2 separate regions of the Mus musculus genome follow, and region 2 is linked to region 1. A link is a loop called in an ENCODE intact Hi-C map of the cell type or tissue named here. Cell type or tissue: gastrocnemius. All regions are shown on one strand. Each heading gives the region's core, and the rest is flanking DNA. Links, peaks and the distances in the headings are about the cores only.

Evidence for each region. Peaks named below come from ENCODE experiments on the same cell type or tissue, not always from the same donor. Only the 100,000 strongest peaks of a DNase experiment are listed, where the experiment ranks them.
Region 2: a loop joins it to region 1, with 10 times the contacts of the local background. A loop is called at or near these places in 21 of 42 quality-filtered maps.

What each region holds. Positions count from the first base shown.
Region 1 is chr13:112,300,029-112,317,458 of GRCm38, reverse strand. All of the region lies in intron 1 of Ankrd55 (ankyrin repeat domain 55), which reads right to left. Among named protein-coding and RNA genes, the nearest start is that of Ankrd55, 20 kb to the right of the region's middle. In gastrocnemius, for the core only: a CTCF peak has its summit at 8,639 (motif pointing left); a DNase peak (open chromatin) is centred at 8,622.
Region 2 is chr13:112,525,551-112,533,550 of GRCm38, reverse strand. It overlaps Il31ra (interleukin 31 receptor A), which reads left to right. Exons shown (of 17, transcript NM_139299.2): 12 at 539-640; 13 at 1,737-1,883; 14 at 3,132-3,272; 15 at 5,998-6,091; 16 at 7,636-7,717. Among named protein-coding and RNA genes, the nearest start is that of Il31ra, 51 kb to the left of the region's middle. In gastrocnemius, for the core only: no CTCF peak of the experiment used is centred there; DNase peaks (open chromatin) are centred at 3,355 and 6,199; H3K27ac peaks cover 2,878 bases.

The DNA.
Region 1 (17,430 bases), core at 3,689-11,688:
ACCCCCCCCCCAATTAAAACCTGTTCAGTTTCAAACACCTGGGTTTGTAAAGATGCTATTTCTAGAAGAACTAAGGTTGTACGAAACTGCTTTGAATGAGGGAGCCAACTGTTTACTGTGCCTTTGTGAAGAATTGATCCAACAGGTCTTACTGCCAAGGATGACAACAGACTGTGGTCAGGTGACTGCAGGAATGCACAGAGATGGTTAAGAAGCGAGCTGTCTTGTGGGACACCTCAGGGGAGGCTGTGCCAAGCCCCTCTATTAGAGAGAGGATATCTCAACAGTTTTAAAGTTGTGTTTTTCTTCTCGGGTGGACACTAAGACCATTGGCCTTTTGGTTCTTTGAACTTTAGCTGCCACGAGTCCTAAAGTTTGGGTTTGGTTTCTCTGTCCCAGTATTTCTGAGAAACCATTAATGATTTTTACCCAGCTAGCCAGTCCAACGCAAGCTCGTAGCTGGGGATGGCTTATTTACAATAACATTGTTTTGTACAGCGAGTGACTGCTTTCTAACTCGTCCATGTTTTGAAGCAGGCTCCCCTACTCATTTGCATGGCAGGGTGCGGTTGGCTTGATGACTTTGGAGTCAGATACCTTGGGTATATGCCAGGCTTGTGCTAACCAGCTGCGTGGAATTGTGGGCCAGTCACCCTCACCGGGCTTAGTTTCCTTATCTGTAAAGTGGAGATCTTGACAACACTGACAAGTGCCTCCCTTAGAAACTACCTCCCTTGGGTGGAGTGACTCTGTGTTAAAATTAATCCTGTGTGCTTAACAGCAACCTGGCATTTAGTAAGCATTTTTTAGTACTTGCTACTTATTCTGCTCCACTTAAAAAAATGTTAGCTTATTTAGACAGTATTACATGTCTGGGGTATATATTTAAAATAGGGCTCTTGTTGATGAAGGCAACTAATGAAGCCATATATCACTTAGATTTTGTTACAGATCTTCACATAATTCAGGGCATTTTGTTAAGATGATTCCCAGGGTCTCTGGGTGTTGGAACTAAGGCCCCAACTTAAAAGAGGGACCTACTTTCTAGTAATACGTGCACATTCAAAGATGCTGGTAGTGACCCCTGGGAAGAAGCCTGATTGGGTCAGGAAGCTGCCGACGGTGACAGGTGGACTACGGAGCTGTTTGTTTCTTATTGATCTGAGGCAGGGCATCACTGTGTAGCCCTTGATGGCCTAGAACTCATGAGTTGTAGATCAGACTGGTCTCAAATTCATGAGTGATCTACCTGTGCCCCCCACCCCACCCGCCGTGCTAAGATCACAAGTGTATGCCATCACACCAGATTCAACTGTGGGGTTTTAGAAACTGCATGCTACTTGATAACATGTTCATGTTCAGTTCATGACTGATATACACAGTACTTTCATCACGATGTGGTGCTGTACTGCCTCCTAGAATTAGGATCCCAAAAATATTTTGCCAGAAGGATTTGAATATTACATTTATGTGCAATATATCTGAGCCTGTCAAGTACCCATGAGACTCATTGAAAGATGGCTGAATCTGTCTTTTCTGTTGCTCAACCTCCCCTCTTCCTGATGCTAGCTTTACCTTGAACACTCCGGGGTGGTCATCAGTACTCCACTTCCAGGCAAACTGCAGTTTCAGTGGACTATTCTATCCTGACCCAGATTCAGAATATGTGACCTGGAACAGAGCTATTAAGAATTTGCATTACTGTGGTCGAGGTGACATATTCAGGGCTGTGGACCGATTAGAGTCTATGAAAAGCAAATAGACTCCAGCTGGGATTGTGGCGAGCACTGCTCTCCTCCCTCCCCTCCCCACCTTCCTCTCACACACATTCTCTCTCTGTTCCACTGCCCATGAATTGGGAAGCTTGCAGTCAGCATCTGCCTGGTGAGAAGAATGAAGATGGAGCAGAGCAGAGCTGAGCCAGGGGAATGGAAGAGCTGGCAACTGCTGACACCACTTGAACCCCCAATCACAGCACCTTAGGCCAGCAATATCCCTGGAACATTTGCATATGCCAAGACATCCTTCTTATTCATTCCCTTATTTATTTTATGGCTTGTCGTTTTGTATTACCTTGCGGACATGCTTTAGTTTTCTTGTGAGTTTGCCAGAGAGTCCTAGGCAAGGACAATTTTAGCAGTGGCACATTGGCAAGGAGCATAAGGTATTAGACGGATATTGGCTCCACAGGAATTAGTGAACTAATTCACGAGGAGGAAACGCTAACTGATAACTGATTATTACCACGTCGAGGGAGTGATAGGGCCCGTCCATTCTGCACAGGTCAGGGTTACACTGAGATATTTACCCTGTGTGTTAAATGTGGCTGGAGGAGGCTGGGAAGAGTAAGAGGAGAGAGGCTACAATGAGGTGTCGTGAACTTCATTTGTGTATCCTGAGTGGTTTAAGAGAGCAGGATGGTTAGTTCTGGAGATAATTCCATGAGGTCACGAAGGTGGTCTAGTTAGTTGAGTTTGCATACACAACATTTAACCATTTTAACTTTACAGTTCTCTGGCCTTAAGGCATTCACAATATTGCACAACCACCACCACCCATCTCCAAGCCCTTTTCATCTTCCAGAACTCTGTACCCATTACATCATAACCCCTATTTTCCCTGCCCAGCCTCTAGAAAGCTCGACCGTACTTTCTGTGTCTGTGAATCTGAGTCTAGGTTTTTCATATGTGTGGAATGAACACTGTTTGTCTCTTTGTGACTAGATTATTTCACACAGCATAGTGTCGGCTCATTCATGGAGGATCATGTGTCCACTTTTCCTTTTGAATGTTGAGTGATCTTCTTTTCTACATACAAACCAATCATATTTATTTCTCTATTCATCTCTTGGTGTCCACTTGGTTTTGCTTTTTCTTTTCTTTCTTTTGGCTATTATGAGTAACGCCCCAGTGAACATGTGTGCACAAATTGCTTTGGTAGCCTGCTCTCAACTCTTTTGGCTATAACCTCAAAAGTAGGATTGCTGGTTAATGTGATTATATTGTTTTTATGCTCAGTTTTAACAATCAACTATACTGCTTGTGTTGATTTTTTTTTTGGTCAACTTGACCCAAACTAGAATCATTTGGAAAGTTGGAATCTCAGTTGAAAAAATGCCTCCATAAGATTTGTTTACAGGCATATCTACAGGGCATTTTCTTAATTTATGATTGATGTCGGATGTCCCAGCCCACGGTGGCTGGTGTCATCCCTGTGTGAGTGGTCTTATGTTGAATAAGAAAGCAGGCTGAGTAAGCCATGGGGAAGGTATAGTAAGAAGTGTTCCGCTATGGTCTTTCTTTCAGTTCTTGCCTCTAGATTCTTGCCCTGAGTTCTGTCAGTGATGGGTTATAACTTGAGAGTTGTAAAATAAAATAACCATTTCTTCATGTTGATTTTGGTCATGGTATTTTCTATCACAACAATAGAAACCCCTACTAAGAAACTGTTTTTTCAAGGCAGCTATACCATTTTATACCACATCTGTATATAGGTTCTAATTTCCCACATCCTCATCTTGCTTACATATTGTGTGTGAAAGGATGTTATCTTTCATAACAACCATCCCTTTGAGCCATTCAACCTTTGAATGGTTAAAGTGGCTGAGTATTTAGTCGTAGTTTTAAATTACAGTTCTCTAATGATTGCCAATGTTGAATATCTTTTGCATATGTCATTGGCTGTCCCTTTATTTTTGGAAGAATGATTATTAAGATTCTTTTTTCACTTTGTAATAAGGTCATTGTTTTGTGATCTTGGCCTTTAGGGACATATGGAGAACTTCGCTATTGATATTAATGCCTATAACAGATGTTGGATGCACAAACTGCTACTCCTCTATGGCTTTCCTGTTTGCAGTTAGTAGAGTCTCTCAGAAATTTGTCTATATTTCTCTTTTGTGGCTTGTGCTTTTGGCATCATGTCCAGGAAATCCCTGCCAAACCCATTGCTAGATGCTCTTTCTTTGGGCTCCTTTCTAAAAGTTTTATGGTTCTACACATTATGATTGGGTCTTTGATATGCTTGCTGTAAGGTGAGAATTTAAAATCTTTCCTGTTATTATCTACTGTCTTAAGCACTGTATTTTGAAGATCATTGTTGAGTGATCTTAGCGCTCTTCTTAATTTTATTTTATTTGTATTTATTTTTTTCAACATATGGTTTCTCTGTGTAGCACTGGCTGTTCTGGAACTTTTTTTTGTAGACCAGGCTGGCTTCAAACTCACAGAGATCCACCTGCATCTGCCTCCTGAGTGCTGGGACTGAAGGTGTGCACCACCACACATGGCTATCACCCTTCTTAAAAACTAGCTAGCCATAGATATATGGAATCATCTTTGGACTTTCAGTTCTACTCCATTAATCTGTATGACTACTACCTTCATGCCAGTACCACACTTTTTGGTTACTGTAACTTTATAATTTGTAAAACCAGGAAAGGTGAGGCCTCTCTCTAATTTTGTTTTTTTGTAAAACTGTCTGAAACGTCTGGGAGATCATTAGGATTCCAAATGACATTTTTGAATGAAATATCCCATGTCTATAAAAAAGTCATTGAGTTTTTGTCAGAGATTGTACTTCTCCGAGAACCAGTGACATCTAAATATGCCTTTGTAGTTCAGGAAACCCTGGATGTCTTCTCATTTGTTGGCATCTTCTTTAATTTACTTGAGCACCTCATTGTAGTTTTGGGTGTGCAAGTCCCTTGCCTTCTAGGTTAAGTTCATCTCTGTGTACTTTATTCTTCTTTTTCTATTGTGAATGGTCTTGGTTTCAAAGGGCCCTCGTGTAAACAGTGCTACAATGAAATTATCCTGGACTCCTACGCAGTCAGAAGTAACAGTGATGGAGTGACAGAGAAAGACATTGGAGTTACTAGAGCTTGACAGCCAGGTTCCAGGTCATGCCACAAGAACACAAACATCCTGTTAAAGATAGATAGTCTTGGCTAGAAGACCATCCAGGAAGTATGCTAAGAAGGAACTTAAAGTGAGAGATGAAGAAGGGAGAAGGAAAGGAGGTGTCCTACAAGGCTGATCAAAGTGAGCTTCCGAGTTCATTTAGCTTAGGATCTGCTAGGAAACTAGCAATTAAGAACGAGAAGACTCTTAGAGGCTCCGTAGAAATGCTCAGTCTAAACCATGGTGAGTGTGGATCCCTAGTCTTACCTTGGAGCTGCTACAAAGAAAAGAATGGTTGATCATCCTTTGGGATCTAAAATGAGGGCAGAAGAGTTTCTTTTCAACAAAAGGTCACAAATCCACTTAACATCACCAAATAGCTCTATATAATTGAACAACACATGCCCCCTTTATCCTCCATGTATCTTTCTGTATGTATCTGTCTATTTTCTATCATCTACCTATTTAGCACCAAGAATTCATCATATCTCTATTGATCTTCCCAGGGAGCAGGTTTTAAATGCTTCTCACCTCTGTGTATGAAGCCTAAACAGAAAGACCTATGCACAGCTGCATGCAGAAAGGTAGAATACACACACACACACACACACACACACACACACACAGAGAGAGAGAGAGAGAGAGAGAGAGAGAGAGAGAGAGAGAGAGAGAGCCACACCCACTCCAGTGAAGTCTGCGTGACAAGCCTAAAGGCTTGGACACAGTCCCGAGGCAAATTGTTTCATGGAAACTCAGTCTCCTGGAACCTTGGCATGAATGTTCCAAACCTGTCCCTGCATTAGTCAGCGTATAGATCTGTGTGCTTTCTTTCAGTATTGTTTTATTATAGGTGCCTCCAAGAAATGATTTTACTAAACCTAAATCAGGTTGAATTCTACTGTCTGGCCTTCACCAATGTCCTAGGCAGTCCTTGAGCTGACCCTGGGCTTGGAATTTTGTAAGAATGTCATTTATCCAGACGAAATGCCCCACTGCTGACATTTAGTAATCAGGCATCTCCGTTTGCCAGATAGGAGCTAGTATTCTCAGGGCTAGTTCAAAATAGTAAACTTAGAATTCTCATTACAGTTGGGCATGGCAGACTACATTGCATATTAGAAGAAAGTTGGTGAGTTCTTCTGACAAATGGACATTCCCTACAGATACTTAAAAGAGCAGCCAAGTTACTCCCATATGCAAGAATTTACCATGGCCTAGGAAAAAGGAGGGCTATGGTTTAAGGAAGAACTACAGTACTGCATTATTCATGAAAAAGGTCTGCTAGAGCAGAACCCCCTGGTGCAAGCTTTCACAAGGCTCAGAGGAATAACATAAACTGTGACAGGGTGTGAAATCCCCTCCTGGTCCCTGTCATTAGCTGACTCTAGGCAGGGTTACTCTTATCTCAACTGTAAACATTGCCTGGTGCCTTCCAGTCTTTTGAATGCCTTTCTCTGTTTTGTGTCAGAAAACTTCAAAGTAGCTTAACTGTTGTATCACCTAACTTCTTTGTTTTCTTTTGTAATATATAAGTCTGATGCTCACTTTGACACATTACATTCAGATACAACACTCCCTTGTGTCTGTATTTGTTTGTCACTCCCTGTCCACCTGAACCGGAACTCTGATTCTCCTGCAGATTGAGGGCCTCACGTTGAGGCCAGTCTGCAGCAAGAGAGGACATGAATGAATAGGAAGAACCATGGGAGGAAATATTAGTTGTATATTCTAAAACATTTCATGTGTCTCTACGCATGGAATACAGAAAGAACCAGAAGAGCAGGCTAAAAAAATGGAATGTCTTGGTCATGTTCTGTGCCTCCTGTAGTTTTCAGACTCTATAAGGCATGGACATTGCTTATGGTCATCGAAGTTAGCCAAGATTTTCTTCTCATAAATGTTGAGAGAGATGCGGCTTAGTAACTTTACACTAGTATTTCATTACCCAAAAAGGAGATAGAGCTTTGTACAGTCATCACTGTTCTGGCTTAGATATAATGTGTTCCCCTAAAAGGCTCATGTGCTGGGGACTGGCATCCAGTAAGGTGTTGCTTGAGAGCTTCATTCGGAGGTAGGGTCTAGCTAGGGACATCGTGCTGGGGTGGGGGTGGGTCCTTGGGGGTCTTTTGTTCCCAGCCCCTCCTGGATTCTTTATGATGCTTCCTTACTGCTGGGATGTGAATCACTCTGCCATGCCTTGCCTACAGGATGGACCAAACCCTCTGTTACATGAGCCAAAGGAAATCTTCCCACCTTGAAGTTGCTCTGTTGACCCCTTGGTCATAGCTGTACAAATACTTCAATAATACAAGTAAAGAAACAGTCCAAAGTTGACACTTGGAAATTCTAAAAACTGCTGTGGGAAAATTAACACAAAGAGAACATTTCATAAGTTATAAACAGACTGAAAAGGTTGGCAACTGGTAAAGCCATCTTATAGATTGATTGCTCCTGAGGCCACCGCTGAAATCTGGGGTTTATTCAAAGGGAACTTTGGGTTTACTCAGCAAGTGACACTTGGCAATATAGTTATTGTAAAAAGACAAAAGAAGGTGAACATTTTAATGATGAAGGAAAAACAAAACCTGTACTGAAGTGGTACCTTTTGGTGTTGTCTATGAACCGTGTCCAGTCTGCAGTGAGAGGAACAGAACGGATGCTGTGTGCTTAGAAACTGTGCAGCACCTCCTCACAGTAACTTCTGAGTGTGGACTCTAGTAAAATCTGAGCTCATCGAAAATTGGATCTTTAACAACCCCACAAATCAACCAACCAACCAACCAACCAACCAACCAACCAAAAAACCAACCCTGGATAACTATTTTAGATGATTAATTTTACTTAAAAAACACAAGGATCGGTAGCTAATTTTGACATCTCTTTGCTTATTCTGATTAGCCAAAATCTAATTTGCTTCCAGTTGTATTAGAGACTGTCTATTGAATCCTCGGGACATTAGGGCTTCAGATGTACAGCTGGCTACTACCAATGTTTGGGGTGCCTGAGCTCCTCAGATTTTGTGTCTTCTTGGGTTCCAGTTTTAGAGCTGTGGTGTTCTTTGGAAAGTCACTGATTGCATTAAAAAGTCACTGAGCCCATTTTGTTGCAACTGCTTTGAGGCCAGATCAACACCTGCACTGCTTAAGCCATGGCCCTTTCGTGGAGTGGCCGTGTCAGTGTAAAGGGCATTTTAGCCTTTAGAATCGAAACCAGAGGATTTGAGAGAGTTCCCTTGGTATATTCTATTATGAGCATCCTTGGGTAATAGAACTCACCCATGACATTAGAGTTAATTATAAGCATTTATAGAGAGATCTGTAGATCTTAGATTATTCTTTTAACTAGAACATATTGCCCCTGGAGAATTTAAATATACTAAGCCATCCATAGACTCTGCATCTCCTGGCCACAAAGGGTGTAGAGTCTCTGTCTTTTAAAAGAACATAATCCAGAAGGAAGACAGATGTTGAAGTGGTGATTGAGACATCCTTGGGCTATTATGACTGGACAGTAAAATCACTTAAAGAGATACTTTCCAGGGCCTTCTTCTAATTTAGATTCCTCTCTATTTCCACACAGTTATCTTAGGTATTGTGGGACAGCAGAGAAATTATGTCTTGGGGCAACCTAGAAAGCTCTAACTATTTGTAAGGAGATAAGAAGACCTTTGCACCTTTCAGGAGGAACCAGCCTTCACAGCACCATAATGGCTCCAAGGTACAACATTGCCACCCGCTGGTGGTGAGGAGTCTTTATGGTCTCTGGGTTCTGAGCCAGGGGAATGCCAATCTTTAAAAACATAATTTAGAGCCAGTTTGGAGCTTTCTAAATACACAGGAGCAAGCAAAGATGCCTCTCTAGAAAGTACTTTTTTCTTTTCTTTTTTAAAAAATGGGTATTTATTTGTTGATTAATTCAATGAATACTTAATTTTAAATAGAGAGGCTTGCTAGTTATGTAACCCTGGCTGGCCTGAGACTCACTATGAAAACAGGCCTCAAATGTATAGCAGTCCTTCTGCCTCTTTTCTGAGTGCCTGGATTGCAGGCATACTTCATCATGCCTAAGGTTTCGATGGTTTTGTTTCTGTTTCACACAAGATCTTGGTAAATAGTCCAGGCTTTCCAGGAAGTCACTGGCTTTGCACTATTAGTGAGCCTCCTGCCTCAGTCTCCCTTGTGCTGAGACTACATGCACTCAAGGAGCATTCACAGAATGCCCTGTCAGTGATTCTTTAAAAGATGTGGGCTTTGTTGTTGTTGTTTCTTGCTTGCTTTAACGTATAGAAACCTTTAAAATGGGGTAACTGAATTTACTGATCAATTTAGGGTGTATCTTCAAATGCAAATGGGTTTTCTTATCCACTCAATTCTTATTGAACTCTTGATGTTAATATATTGCATTAGTCCTTCATTAATTAGGGGAGTGTAAATTTTACATGAATTTTTAAAAAGGATTGTGTTAGCCTGCCTAGCTCTGAAAACTAAATATAAATAAACATTATGTCATCTCCCCTTTCATTATTCTGGACAATGATCTGACTATCTTTACCTTATTCATTTTCTCAAAGTATCAGGTGATAGAGTCAGGCTTCTACCATCCTGTGGGAACTCTGGAAAGATAAGAAGTATATAAAGAAGTAGATTTGGTTCAATTAAAAAGGAGCAGACTGTGGTAAACATACAGCTGCTTTCAAATACTGGTAACAAGTTAATAATTGTTTCCTGCAGGCCCAGACTGAATTCTGGTGAGCACAAACCAGAGAAGAGATTTTCAGAGAACCAGAGACAGGGATGGAGCTACATTGTGAACTAGTGCTTCCTAGCCAGTACCTCAGTAGGTTCTGACTGAACATATCTTGGTGATACCTTTGGAGGAGACATTGGTGTTGAGTAGACTGCTGACCTCTATGTTTCCTTTTCTGATTGGTACTCAACATGTCTACCTAACATCTGTGGGGAGCCAAATATTGAGTCACCTATCATCATATGATAAACAGAATTGTATCTCTTAGATAATTTAAAACCAAATCAAATTGACAATGATGATCTGCCATCAAAGCTGCCCACAAAGAATTGAAATACAGCAGCTTTTAATCTTTGAGATAATTGTTACATTACTTGTCTTAGGCTACTTACTTGCTTCATAAAAGCAATGAATAGAACCTAACCTGGTATATAATTGTTCCCCATAGGACCTCTTTTGAAGGTCCTATGCATCAATGCACAGTTGTTTGGGATAAATGACTTGTTTTTTTTATTGAAGAAAAATAATTCTAAACTTCAGAGACTATGAGTAAGAGCAGTGTTTAATATATTGGTCAGGTGTTTGCTGATTTTACTAGCATATTGTCTCCAAATTGGCAAACTGAAGAAGGGTAGTATAGTGAAAATTTTGGGTTTTGGTTTCTTTAAAAAGAACCATAGAAATATTATAAGGACAGTTTTTGTCTTCATCAGATGTGGCAATGTGGGTCTGCCTCTCGGCAGCTGACTGTGCTTGCCTCTTGCCCTCCAGCAGAGGCGTGGTTTTGTCAGCAGCAGATAGTTTCTGTGATTGTGTGATATTTGGAATTCTGGGAACTTTTCAGAGAGAATCTAAGTGCTAGGGCCCTGATAAAGGAGTGTGTGTGTGTGTGGGATTGTTGGTTGGTGGTCATTCAGGGGAGTAGCAGTTTGTTAGTACTCACACTCAAAGAAGAAACTAAAAGAAAGAAATTAGGTTTAGGGCTCTCTCCCCCCTCTATCCTTTCTCTTATATCTAGTGATAGGAGGTGAAACTGGGGGGATAAAGTGTGGGAAAAAAAGAAGAATCCACAAAGTAGCAAAGACCAGCTACAAGCAGCACATCAACATGGGGCTTGAAGTTAAAGAATAAAGTAGAGGATTTGATTTCAAATGCCATGAATGAAATGACAGGGAACAAAGGAATCAATATATTTTTTTCAAGAGGCAAGCAAAAAGTTTATTGGAGCTGCAACCAGACATCCTCCACATTGCTCCCAGAGGAAATTTTTCTGTTATTTTTTTCTTTTTTCTTCATATATTTTGTTTAAAAAAAAGTTTGAAAGATTGGATGAGTGGGTGGAAATATTGCAGGTGGAAATGGAGGGGCATGAGAAACAAAAGATGGCTGAAATGGGAAACAGAAGGGGGTGCTCTTGGGGGCTGTCTATGCAACTGGAAAGGTTGCCGGTGGAGGTGGAAGTACCTGGGGATCGAGGCTCACAGGAGAAGAGAAAACAAAAAAGGCTCAGTCCTGGCAAGAAAGGCAAGAGAGTGGAGGTTTCCTGTAGAAGGAAAGGGTGAAAGAAATGGTGCTGGAGTTGGTCAGGTCAGAGAGAAGCTGAAAAAGTGGGAGGATGTGCTGATGATGCAGCCCATTTTGAGAGAAAGCGTTAATCTAGAAGCAACGGAGTCACTAGAGTGAGAGGAACCTGGGGTTACAAGATCATCACCATCAACTTTCTCATATGCTTGCTAAAGGTGTAATGAGGCTATGATGAGATAGGATGACATCCTATAGAAATGATAGCTCTAAGGCATTTAAAGAGGCCATGATTTCATATGGGATGCATTCACCTTCTGTGAGACAAATTCTAAATAACTGGGCTACTCAAAATAGACTCATTTCTCAAGCTTGGAAGGTATTTGTAACAGCTGTACTAGAGACTGGTCCACAGTTTTAATGGTTAACATGGTGGGGGTGGGAAAGCTGTGAATATTGAACATTGAAATAGAGTGAGGTGGGTGAATATAGAAAAAGATTAGATGTTGGGTGAAGGGGAGTACTCTGATGTAAAAGCACAGGTTCAACTTGATGATGTTACTATAGAAGAATGTTTCTTAGTGGCTTTAAGAGTTTGGGACAAAGCTGAGGAGCCCTGGGGAAAAAGTCCACCTGGTTTACAAAGATTATACATGGTTCCGGAGGAGCTGTCACTGAGTTTTTACGAACATCGGTCTCAGCAATGAACAAAACTGTATCAGACCATGATGCAAGACAGATGTTGATAGAGTCCTTGGCATATGAAAATTCAAATACTAAATATAAAAAAGTTATTAGATCATTAAAGGTGAGAGCAGTGCCTATAGACAAGTGTATAAGGGATACACCAGGTGTTGGTTCTAATGTGTATCATACTAATCAAGTTATAGTCAGAGGTTTCAGATATCAAAATGCCCAGGGTTTCAACTGCAGGAAATACAATCATTTGCAAAGATACTGTGACCAAGCTGCTAAAGGTCTCGGATCTCAAAATAACTGGTGCTTTAATTGTGGGAAATATTTGCAACAAAATTCTGAATAAGGCATCTCTAAGGGCAATGATTTTCTAAATATAAACTAGAAACAAGGCCTAGGCTTCCAGGGATGTGAGGCAATATAGCGAGGGTTGACACTGGACCAATGAGTGTAGGTCTTAAAGAGATATTCGAGGTAATTTCTTACTAGTCAGAAACAGCCTTGGGGGCCTAGCTCCAGGCCCCACAGCAAAAAAATATGAGCCATTACAGCCAGAGCGACGTGCAGACCAAAAATCCTCCATTCAGCATTGGAGATTGATGCACGATACTGCAGGCAGCTTCGCTGTAGACTTGGCCACAAATAAACATCTTCCTCTATCCCCCAAACCTCAGTGTTATAAAATAACGACTGGAGTTTATGGTCCTTCGCCCTCTGGGACAGTAGGGATGATCTTGGGAAGGAGTGGACTGACTTCCCAGGGATTCATTGTGCATCCAAGAATTGTAGATGAAGTTCTCCAAGGAGAAATGAAAATAATGGCTTATGCAAAAAGAGAGATACAATTTAACACAGGTGATAGGGTTGCCAAGCTGCTGTTTCCCTACATCACAGGCAAAGCCACTCCAGTAGAAAGAACAGGAGGGTCGGGATGTACTGAAAAATATGTGTTCTGGCAAACAGTTGTTAATGATCTGAGGCCAAAATTAAAATTGCAAATAAACGGGATTGAAATAGAAGCTGAGAGACACTGGGTTATAGAAAGTACTGTGGAATTAAATCAGCATATACTATAAGGATATGTTAACATAAGAATGGAAGCCACTGAAAGTTTCATAATGGGGATGCAGATTTGTTTATATTTCCACAGGAAATGAAAAGCTGTGGCTACCATCAAAACTTACGATTATATCTGAGCAGGAAAGGTCTGGCCAGTGACCCCAAAAGCACTTAGTTCATTGAAAATGTCTCTGTTTCGAAAGGATGGACCATCTAGAGACTGCCATATCCAGGGATCCACCCCATAATCAGCTTCCAAACGCTGACAACATTGCATACACTAGCAAGATTTTATTGAAAGGACCCAGATGTAGCTGTCTCTAGTGAGACTATGCCGGGGCCTAGCAAACACAGAAGTGGATGCTCACAGTCAGCTATTGGATGGATCACAGGGCTCCCAATGGAGGAGCTAGAGAAAGTACCCAAGGAGCTAAAGGGATCTGCAACCCTATAGGTGGAACAATAATATGAACTAACCAGTACCCCAGAGCTCTTGACTCTAGCTGCATATGTATCAAAAGATGGCCTAGTCGGCCATCACTGGAAAGAGAGGCCCATTGGACACGCAAACTTTATATGCCCCAGTACAGAGGAACGCCAGGGCCAAAAAAATGGGAATGGGTGGTAGGGAAGTGGGGGGGGAGGGTATGGGGAACTTTTGGTATAGCATTGGAAATGTAATTGAGGAAAATATGTAATAAAAAAAGAGAAAATGTCTCTGTTTATAATTACCTACTACCCCCAGCATAATCAATGGCTTAAAAATGAAGAGGCAAAATGTAGTGACAATTCTGGAATTTTGGCTTCTTTAAAAAAAAAAAAACCACAGAAATACTATAAAAATATGTTTTCATTTTAAGCCCAGCAGCATCTGTCTTCGATTTGCCTTGCGCTCCAGCAGAGGTTTGTCTGCTGCAGATAGTTTTTGTGATTATGTGACATTTGGAATTCTGGGAACTTTTCAGAGGGTATATAAATGCTAGAGCCCCAATAGGTGTGGCCATTGGCTGTTAGTAGTTATGCTCAAAGAAAAAACAAGAAGAAAGAAATTAGATTCAAAGATCTTCTCTCCCCCTCCTTCTTGGTCTCCTATCTAGTGATCAGGGTGGAAAGGGGGTGGAGATAAAGGGTGAGAAAAAGAAGAACCCATAAAGTAGGAAAGATCAACTACAGGGAAGATGTAAAAAGTGAAGGCTTACAGCTCATAACCTTTGGGCTAGAGCTGACTGAAGTGGTGGAAGAAGGTAGCTCCTCCTTTAATGGAAGGCACGACCTTGGCATCGTAAGAGTTGAAGCTGCCCTCAGCCCTCACTGTGAACACGTAGTTTAAGCAAAGCTGGTTCAAACTTCACACCAGAGCTCTCAGTATACAGTTACAAGACACTGAAAAGCTGACATCGGAAACCATTTCTTAATCTGACTCTCCTTCTGAGTATCCAGCACATTATTTATTATGCACCATTGTGACTCAGAAAGTCTATTTGGTAAAACAAGACATCCTAGATTCCAACCCTGGCTGCACATTAGAATTGTCCTGGGAATTTGCAACAAAAACAAAACAACAAAGAAAGAAAGAAAAGAAAAAAGTGATGTCTGAGTCCTATTCTTGGACATCTTGATTTAATTGAACTGTCATTTTACATTATTTTGCTTTTTCATTTAAAAATATCGACATCCAGGTAAGAAGAAAATATATATGAAAAGATTAAACAGCATAGGACGATGGTAAGATGATGCAGTGGTTAAGAGTACTGGCTGCTCTTACAAAGGACCCCAGCTTGATTCCCAGGGTCTACATGGCAGCTCACAAATGTCTGTTACTCATTCTGGGAGGTTTGATGCCCTTTCCAGCCTCCAGGGGCCCCCTATACATGTGTGATACATGGACATCTATGCAGCTAAAATACTCACACATGTAAAAATACATAAACAAAAATTTAAAAGTTGGTGTCTTAATGCTACTTATTTACCTATAGGCGTGGAGGGGTTTTATACATTCCAACCCCTTCCTAGAATGACTTATTTCTACCCACTGCATGAAGTCCTAGGTGGGTGAAGGAGTATTCATGGGAGATGAGCTTGGAGGTGGAGATCTATCTGTATCAGAGTGTATAGTTACAAGCATCTGTTAGGTCGGTCTTCCCCTACCACTGAGACCATGAACTCTTTTCTTGTTCTCCATCTTGAACTCCAAATAAAAAAGACTGAAGTCCTATTTCCAGGTATTCTGAGTAGCAACACAAAAGATAAGGGACATTCCCAAGGAGTAAGCAGGCGGTTAACAGGTCCCAATAGCTCTGAAACAAATGCAGCAAGGAATAGGAGAAGGAAAGTTCTGGAAGGGGCTACTTGCTGAAGTTGGTGTGGCTTTCAGAGGTTAGAACAGTGACTTGCTGTCTGTGGCTGAAGTCTGGACTACTGTCGGCCATTGGTGCCAGAGATCCCAACTTTCTCTCAAATGGTGTTACTTCTGTGGATTGATGAGATTGTGACAGGATTTGAGAAACAGAATGGAATTCTCTGAGCTCCTGTGTGTGTGTGTGTGTGTGTGTGTGTGTGTGTGTGTGAGAGAGAGAGAGAGAGAGAGAGGGAGAGAGAGAGAGAGAGAGAGAGAGAGAGAGAGAGAGAGAGAGAGAGAGAGAGAGAGAGAGAGATATGTGCATAGGAGAGTAAGGGAGCGTGGGTGTGGTGGTCAGAGAATGACTTTTGGGATTGGGTTCTGTCCCTTCATTCTGATTCCTTGGACCAGACTCAGATGGCCTGGCTTTTGCAGGAAGGGTTTTGCCCACTGAGCCATCTCACTGACCCTGGAATTATTTTAATGTTGAAATAAACAGTAACTAATAGCTTTGAGCATAATGTGGAAATAATATGTTCCTTATAAAGGTATAACTATGTTAATACAAATAGTTTGGGGTTTTGCCCTTTCCCACATAATATCTGATTATAAGCAAGTTACTATGTCAAGAAGTTTCATGACATCCCTTTTAAAGTGTACCTAAAATGTGACTTGCTGAACTTAGCACGGCTAATTTGATCATTTACTCACTATTAGTCATTTAGATGCTCACGTTGCCTCAGCTTCAAGGGTTCCTTATATCAACACTCTCCATAACTACTACTGCTGCTGCAAAAGGACACTACTATATAATTTTCAATGGTCACTTCTTTTATTGTTCCTAAAAGTTTTTTCATCTTTGTGGGCATTTATGAATTAACTATGTATTTTTGCTACCGTGAGTATAAACTCTAACAGGATGACGTCACATTGTATTACTTCAAGGCATCACTTGGCCAGGTCTAGACGAGCTTCCTGTGCAGTAAGGACGCTAACCCTTCATCAGTTAGCGATGCTCCAGCTCTGGGCTCCTCTCTGCCACTTCTGTTCTCACTTGGCTCTATTGGTTTCACTTGGTTTTAAGAATAGGTTTTTGAGTATTTATATACTCGAAAACCTATGCATATTATATTAAAATTTATAATATTGCATTTATGGCTAGACAAGTCTTTGTTAGACTTGATCACTAAATTATTTGTAAACCTTTAATTTTGAGTAACATGATTTTTTAAAAAAATTTACTTTTGTGCAATCAACTTTACTCAACAAGTCAATTATTAGGTAATTCCTTCCCCCCCAGTAATTTATAATGGCTACCTGGTTGGATACTACGTCATCCACACTTTGGAGGAGGAGCCTTGTATGTCCCTGGCTATGGCACCATGATGTGGAAAGTAGGGACCTCCCAGAACTGTTGTCTCTGCAGTGATTCATGCACAACTTTGGAGATGCAGCCGGTGGCTGCCACGCTCACACTCCAGATTCTCATGGAAGGTTCGCAGTAAGAGTTCTTGAATCTTTGTTGTTGTTGTTTCTTGCACAGTTTCAGATTCTAAAACTTTTCTGGGAACTTCTGAAGAAATCTGAACACAAAGCTAGTGTTAGTGAAAACTCCTTCACAAGTACTTCCACGGAACACCTCTGAGTCACAGCAAGGGCACCCAGGTGCTAAGCTGCTGTCTCAGTAATATTTGCAATTATGAGAAACCCTTGCATAATGCTCAGAATAGGCCAGGCACTGTGATAAGCACTCTACTCATCTGATTATTTAATTCTTACTTTAAGAAGTAGGGACTGTGGTTTCTTTCATTTTGTGGGTGAAGGAACCCAGGTTGAGAGTAAGTGGTTTATCCAGAGTTGCATGGGTAGTAAATGGAGGAACCCAACTAATGCTGAAGGTTCTTAGACCCAGTTCTCCCCTCTGACCCATAGACCCCATGACCTGTAACCGCCCAGTCACTGTGGTCTGTAATTGCCCTTTTACCAGCATGCAAAGACCCCATATGATCCATTGGACGCTGACCTTTCTTTGGTTCAGGATGGGCACACCACATTCCCACATTCCCACATTCCATTCTGTCCTGTGGCAGCCTATCCCCAACTCTCCACCATTGTACAAGCTTTGTGGCTCAGGAACATCATCCTGTTAGAGTCTCTACTCACATTAGC
Region 2 (8,000 bases), core at 1-8,000, 220 kb before region 1:
GACAGAGGGAAATAATAATGTTCACCAGCTACCCTGCTAGTGATAATCATAATTTAACAGAAAAGAAGTAAGGCTTTTAAAAATAGTGCTAATTAAGCCTGCTAATTTCCTATGAGCATACAATGTGTTTTGCCCATATCTAACCAACTCCTCCCACATCTACTTCCCATTTTCTCCCACCCCTCCCAACTTTCTGTCCCTCCCTTTATTTTTATTTTTTAAATAACCTACTGAGTGGAATTAGTGCTGCCCTATTAGGCATAGGTGTAGGGCCACCCACTGAGAGTGATTGGCCTACCTACTGGGGAGTGGGAGACACACCCTTGAAGAAGGAAGGACCCCCACCCCTTCATGATGGAGCTGTAATATTCTTGAAATGGTCTCAGTTTAGTTCTGGGAGTTAGACAGAACATCTCAGAGCAAGAGAAGGCATTAGAGAGAAACAGAACGTCTTCTGTAAGTCTTAGGCCACAACTCAGTCCTCTATTTTTCTACTCTGTGTACTTAAGCAGCCCTCTCTCCCCCCTCTCTCCTCCAGATAAACTAAAACCTTTCACATGCTATAATATATCAGTGTATCCAGTGTTGGGACACCGAGTTGGAGAGCCGTATTCAATCCAAGCTTATGCCAAAGAAGGAAGTATGTGTGGACCAACTGTGGGGGAAGGGAAATAGGCTATTACAAGTTCAGATGCAGGGCTGTCTCAAGGCTCATTTCTAAAACATGCACCATCTTCATGTTCATCTTCAACTGTGTGTGTTTGACACACTTGAGGCCAGAGTATAGCGTCACTACATTTCAAAGGTGGGTAGATATAAAGAGTCCAAGGAGTCCAGCCACTTCCTACTTTACAGTGGGGGAATTGAAGCTCTCACAGAGGTGAGACTCCTTGCCTAATAACAAAACAGCAGCTGAGACTGTCACCAGCGTTAACATTAATTAAGATCAATTCAGGGAGCCTAGCAAGCTCATCATACACACATTAGAAATGATTCTCTAGGAGTGCACACGTGGGTGTGCACGGTGGTCATGGGCGTTTTGATGCACATGTATGAAGGCTAGAAGCCAACCTTATCATTTCTCAGAAGCCATTCACCTTGTTTATGTTTTGAGATTTCTCCCTGGGACCTGGGGGCTTGCCCATTGGTGGAGCTGCCCATTGGCTGGCCAGCAATTCCCAGAGATCTGCCTGTCTCCACCCCTTCAGCTCTGATATTGTCACAGAGGCCACCATGGCCAGCTTTTTACTTGACCTTATGCTTTCACGGCAAGTGCCTTCCCTGCTGGGCTATCTCGCCTCCTCTCAGGTGTCTTTTGCGAGGCAATAGGCAAGGTACACCACTCAGACTTTATCTTTTGGGAAATGAGCATCTTCTAGATTCAACACTGGAAAGCGTCTCCTACTGTATAAAGGTAGGCCAGGGAAGCTATACTTTATAGACAGGAATGAAAACTGGGTGCTAATTGGAATTGGGGACCTACAGGAAAGTACATTTTCTTGGGGATTTGAAATTCCTTGTCATCTTATATAAGATGCCTGACTTTGGGGGGGGGGGGAACCCAATCTCTACAAACAAGTTCACTCCTCAGTCCCCCGGTTCAACTTCCTTATCCCAACCCCAGCATTGTGGGTTTTGCCTGAAACAATGGTAGCAGCTCTAGGGCAGCGGTTGATCTTCCGGGATGTGATTCAGCCTTGGTAATTTTTTTTTTTTAATCTCCCTGACCTCTGAAGCTCCATTAAAAGGTCCTGAGACCAGGGTGGAGAACATCGGTCTGAGGACAGCCACGATCACATGGAAGGAGATTCCTAAGAGTGCTAGGAATGGATTTATCAACAATTACACTGTATTTTACCAAGCTGAAGGTGGAAAAGAACTCTGTAAGTGGGCACATGGCCAGGCTGAGCAAGCTCAGTCCACCCCTCCGCTCCCCCCATCCCCGAGATGATGTGAATAGACCTGACACAGAGGTGGCTCCAGGGCTGTGACCGGCATAGTCATCCAAACACTTAGCTTCTCTGTGCTTCTCTGAAAATAGAATCGAGGGCACTACCTCAGGAGTTACAAACGTGTAAAGAAGTCCTGAGGAGGACTGGGAGGAGTTGATAGGACCTCTCCTGCTCAGTCACAGAATGGGTGGGTCCCCTCAGACTTTTCTGACCATTGTTTTGGGTGGGATTTGCCCATCTTAAAGAGTAGATTTGTATGCAGGGACAGCCCTTGTTTGATGGTACTTGTCTTAGTGCAGAGCTCTTTAAGTGTAAGTTCTACCTCCCATTGCCCAGAGCTTTCTTTTTGAGTCCACAGTATCTTCTGACATCCTAAGCTCTGGGCTAGGCTTGGATTTCCGTTTAGGCTAAATTTGATTTTTATTACATTATAGTACACGTAATGTAAAACTTGGTACTAAATATTTGAAGGTGTATAGTTCAGTGATCTTAAGAACATTTACCAAATTGTGTAACCACCACCGCTCTTTTCTCCCCCTCCATGTGGAAGCTCTGTGTTCTTTTAATCAATTGTTCCCGGGCCCCTCCTCCCATGGCCTCTGGTAACTACCGGACTCTGCCTATAGATTATTATTCAGATTATTTCACAGAAGTAACAAGGCTGGGGAGGCAGCTCAGAGCCCGAGCATGTTTCTAGCATGCACGAGGTTTTACGTTCACTGCAAAATAAAATAGGTTAACCTTACAGCCTGAGTTTTCCCAGGGGTATCTCATTTAGAAAACTTTTTCCCCTAGTCACTAATGATATCAAGCACTCGTCTGTTGTAGTTATTGGCCACTTGCATATCTTCTTCAGAGAAAGAACTTCATCACCCATTTTAACATTAGATTGTCTTTAATGAAGTTCAGTTTAATATTGTTTGGGGTAGTTGCTTGTGCTTTGAGTATCATATTTTATAAGAACCCTCCATAAATTCAAAGTTGTGGATTAGTTATTTGGGCTTTTGAAGGGTTTTATACTTTTAGCTCTTATGTTTAGGTCATTGATGCATCTTGGTAGACTTGTTTTAAGTGGAAGTTGAGAAGTTAGAATTGCAGGTCAGGGCACCCTGGGTCAATGCGAACACACATTTTCAGTTTGGCTTGCTATACTAGATCGGTTTCTATTTTTCCTTTCAGCCAAGACTGTTAACTCTCATGCCCTGCAGTGTGACCTGGAGTCTCTGACACGAAGGACCTCTTATACTGTTTGGGTCATGGCCAGCACCAGAGCTGGAGGTACCAACGGGGTGAGAATAAACTTCAAGACATTGTCAATCAGTGAGTACTGGCTTCAGGCCTCATTCTGGAGTTTACTTCGGGTTGGAAATATTTGACAGGAGCAAGGAGAGCCAGCAGAGGGCAGCAGAGCATGGCTTCTCCTGCTCTCTCTGGCTCACTCACCTCCCAGGAGTTACTGAGGAGCTGGCAAAGGGAGGGCTGAGTTAGACCAACAGGCCATTTTGATCCTTGCTGGTAAGCAGCCACAAATAATCTTAAGATGAAGCAAGCAACATCCACTTCAGCCTCAGCCACGTCAAAGGCTGTTGCCTGAGCTCACACTGCCCAGTTCCTAAATGTCAGGAGTTGTGCAATAGAACCTGGGAAGGAACAACTGGTTGATCAGAGGTCACTGACAAGGGACTTAATGTTACCATCTGCGGTGGGGCTTTTGTTTCGTTTTGTTTGTTTGTTATGTGTATTCAACTTATCAGCTTTTACGTTGAAAACATGAAAAGCAAGACAAATTTGTTAGATATCACATATAATGTGAAATATAATAGTTTAATAATTGAGTAGGAAAGCTGAGGGCATGTAATAGACAGAGGGAAAAGAAGAGGAAAGCCAGTCTGGTCTACAAAGTGAGTTCCAGGACAGCCAGGGCTACATGGAGAAACCCTGTCTCAATCAATCAATCAATCAATCAATCAGTCAATCAATCAAAATTCAAGCAGCATTGACAAGTTTTGCAATAACTACTATAAACCAAAAAAGTCATCTTGATGTATCTCAGAAGCCCCTTGTTATTTATGTTCCTGAAGACTAAAGTAGACCGTGGCTCTGAGAACCATGAGCAAGATAACACGTTCTGTCCTGCAGCCTAACAATGCCTTCTTGGTATTCTTTTTGATACAACTTCTAAAATAACTTTTTTTTAAAAAAAATAAAAATCATGTTACAGCTTCAGAAGACTGGGTACAAGTTGTGTCAGCTCATGAAAATTTCTCTCAGGATCAAATTGAAGGCACAATCCCGTGCTGGACCCTTAAAAGTTCTCTCCTTGTTCCGTAGATTTGAGGACAGACTACTCTACTTCCCTCCTGGGTCCTCCACAACCCATTCTCCTTTTTATGAACGACTATTTATTATTATTATTATTATTATTATTATTAATGTGTATATGTGTGTGTCTGAGTAAGCTTATGTACACCACATGCCTGCACTGGTTAGAACAAAGTCTCGCATCGCTTGCAACTGGAGTTGAGTTGCAGGCAGTCGTGAGCAGCTGTGTGGGTGGAGAGAGCTAGACTTCTGCAAGAGCAGCCAGTGGTCTTATGACCATCTCCCAGACCTCTAGAACCGACTCAGGCACAGCAGCCACAGTTTAAAGTTCTAGATTTTCTGAACTCACCAGTTACAGCTTCATATTTTAAACAAAATACAAGCTACCCTCCCCTTACCTCATTTCCCATCACTTTCTGACTCGGTTTCTCTCCCTCTTCAAAGCTTTGCATCTCCCTTTGCTTTTCTGCAAAATCCAGGGCAGACTCTAGATTAGATCTAGCCAGGCAAGGTGATGCACGCCGGTCTCCGCACCCAGGAGGCTGAAACAGGAAGGTCTAAAATATAAGGCTAGATCAGCCTACACACAATGAGACCCTATCTGGAAAATTAAATAAGTGATACATAAATAAATAAATAAATAAATAAATAAATAGAAGATTAAGAGGCTAGCCTCCCTTCACTTTGCCCTAAGTACTCTATTTGATCATCTATTTTATCTGAAGTATTTTTAACATTATTCTATTACTTAGGGTCCTCTAGGAGAACAGAAGTGATGTGGTTTAAGTGATTGGAAGCTAGGTTCTTCAGCAGTGGCATTCACCATGCAGGGACCCCGGTAGCCACTCGGTCTGAGAAGTCTGAATCTTTAGAACAAGAGTAGGAGTTAAGGCCGCAGTCCCCGTCTAAAGATGGATGCCTGGAAGCTCTCTTCAGAGTTGTGTCCAAAGGCTGGCTAAGCTGAAGTTGGAAATCTGTGGATAATGACCACAGCAATCAGTGTTCGTGCTCAGGGAGAAGAGAACTTGGGTGCACTGACCGTCTTCCTCTTTTTCGACTTTTAGCCCATCTGGTAGTGGTATTGCCAGCCTATCAGATGGTATTGCCTGTGTTTAGGGTGGACCCTCCCCTAAGTGTTCTCCCATGTCAGTTCTTTGGACTCACCCTCACAGACACAATAGCATGCATGTATTTGCCATTCTGTAGGTATCTCTTAGTCCAGGCAAATTGACAAGTCAAAGCTTACCTGTCAAAGTTTATCGTGTGAGTTTTTCTACCCCAGGATATACGAAGCATGTGAGTGAGGATCTGATTTTTTTTCTTATTTGTTTGTTTTATTTCTCAGAATAATGGGGGGGGGAGGCTAATAGTTATGCTAGTAATTACTGACTAAATGGATGAAGTTGGAAGCTAACCCTGACAAACACAACAGCTATCAGTACATAATATGTAATACTTGGAGATGTCAATGAAACCCATTATTCTGTAAAATATAATAACACAAAAGAAAATATATCAATATCTATCATGTTATATAGGGAAAAGACAGCTAGATAGGGAGCCAAAACCCCAGTGGTTTCAATAGAAATAAATTAAATTTAAATAGGAAATTAAAGAGAAATGTTGCTAAAGAAAAAGAAAAACTAAAAAGAAAAAGTTAATATTTGATTCTTGTCAAAAGAACTTTACTGACAACTGGTCTTTTGTTCTCTTTGTCACAAAGGTGTGTTTGAAATTGTCCTTCTAACATCTCTAGTTGGAGGAGGCCTTCTTCTACTTAGCATCAAAACAGTGACTTTTGGCCTCAGAAAGCCAAAGTGAGTTCATGATTAACACTGAATGTCTTAACAATCGGCCACAGAAAGCAGCAGGTGCCATCCTGGCACATGGTATGAGAGAGAACTCTGCCCCAGGGGAGGGCTGGCTCATTCATTCATTTGATCCATATGTGTGAGAAGGATTAAAGGCCATACCCTCAGACTCATGAGGATTCCCACAAACAAGAAGACATATTTGTGCAGGTCTGTACCCCAAATCTAGATTCTTCTGAGGCCAAGGGAGCACTACCTATCCCATAGGCTCTGCCTGCCAATGTCTGTCACTTGAGGCTGGAGCAGAAAGGAGACTGAGCCCTGGGTGTTAGCCAACTGGATGAGAGCACAGGTCTGTTCTTTGTGATATAGAGAGTGTGTGTGTGTGTGGGGGGGGGGTGCTGGCTGCAGGTACATTTGTCCTGACTGCTCTTGCCAGTGTGGGGAAAGACATTCGTCTTCAATATCTTATATTTCTCCCTGCAGTGAGCCTTAGGCTGCCTCAGTGTCCCTCCTTGGTAGGGTGCTCTACTCTGGCCCTTGTGAGCTTTCTCTGCCCAGCAGCTGGGCCTCATTTGTGACTAAGCTAATGTCAACCTCAATCATGATCAATATACTGCAGCCAAGTCACAGCATAAATTTTTGTACATCATATTCTTAAGTAATCATCTTCAATCTAGACACATGTCAGAACTGGATCCTGCCCCAAGAGTTTCTGACTCAGAGTTCTGGGATAAAGACTAGGAATGTGTCTTTTGATTAGTGGGTGATGCTGGTGCTGAAGTTGGGAACATACTTTGGGAACACTATGCAGAAGTGTGGGTAGTTAGTGCATCAACTGCTCCTGAGAATGCATTTGCCAAAGTGACAGTAGTGCAGTTTCCAACATCAGGACCAGGGTAGAGATACACAGGTAATAGAGAAAGAAAGGAAGGTAAGGATATAATTATGTGGGGGAAGCATCTCCTTTTGGGTTGTCCCATAGACAACTGCTTCCTATTTCCTGTCAGTCAAGAGTGTGGATACTTATTCGTATTGAATAGAAATCTGGGCAGCTGCCTTCTGTCTTGGTTATTTTCTATTGCTCTGATAAGACATCATGATCAAGGCAACTTATAAAGTTTTTATTTGAGGTTTATAGTTTCAGAGGGTTAGAGACCATCCATGACCATTACGGTAGGGAGTATGGCAGCAAAAATGCTGGCTTGGCTCTGGAACGGCAGCTGAGAGCTCATACTTTGAGATAACAGACAGAGAGAGCTAACTGAGAATGGGTGGGCTTTTGAAACCTCCAAGCCTGCCCCCAGTGACACACCTCCTCCTACAAGGCCACACCTCCTAATCCTTCCCAAACAGTTCCACCAACTGGGGACTAAGAATTCAAACATGTGAGCCTGTGGGGGCCCTTCTCGTTCAAACCAACCAGACCCTTCTTGAGTAGGGAGTTATATGGTTGCCTTTAATAAACCCTGCCCTTAGCTCAGCCACACATTATGCATGCACTATGTCCTGAGCTTACCTCCTCTCTGTAAAATCTCATCTTTTAACAGCCGGTTGACTCCCCTGTGTTGTCCTGATGTTCCCAACCCTGCTGAAAGTAGTTTAGCCACATGGCTCGGAGATGGTTTCAAGGTACACGTTACTGGGTTTTGTCCAGAAAATTGTGCAGACTGGGAGGAGGACCAGGTGGGTGGGAACGGGAGGGGTTTTCCCCAAGGTTCACAGAGAAAGAACTGAAAGTTTGAAAGACCCAGGGAACAGCTGAATGGGTAGATGGAATCAGCCTACCTCCTGTGACTTCCAGACTTGCACTCTGGACTGGAAGAAAGATTCTCACCAGGGCCTGAGGTACCCCCCCCCCCCCATAGAAGTGATTCTGTCAGGATATCACAGAAGACGACTTGTTTCACAGATT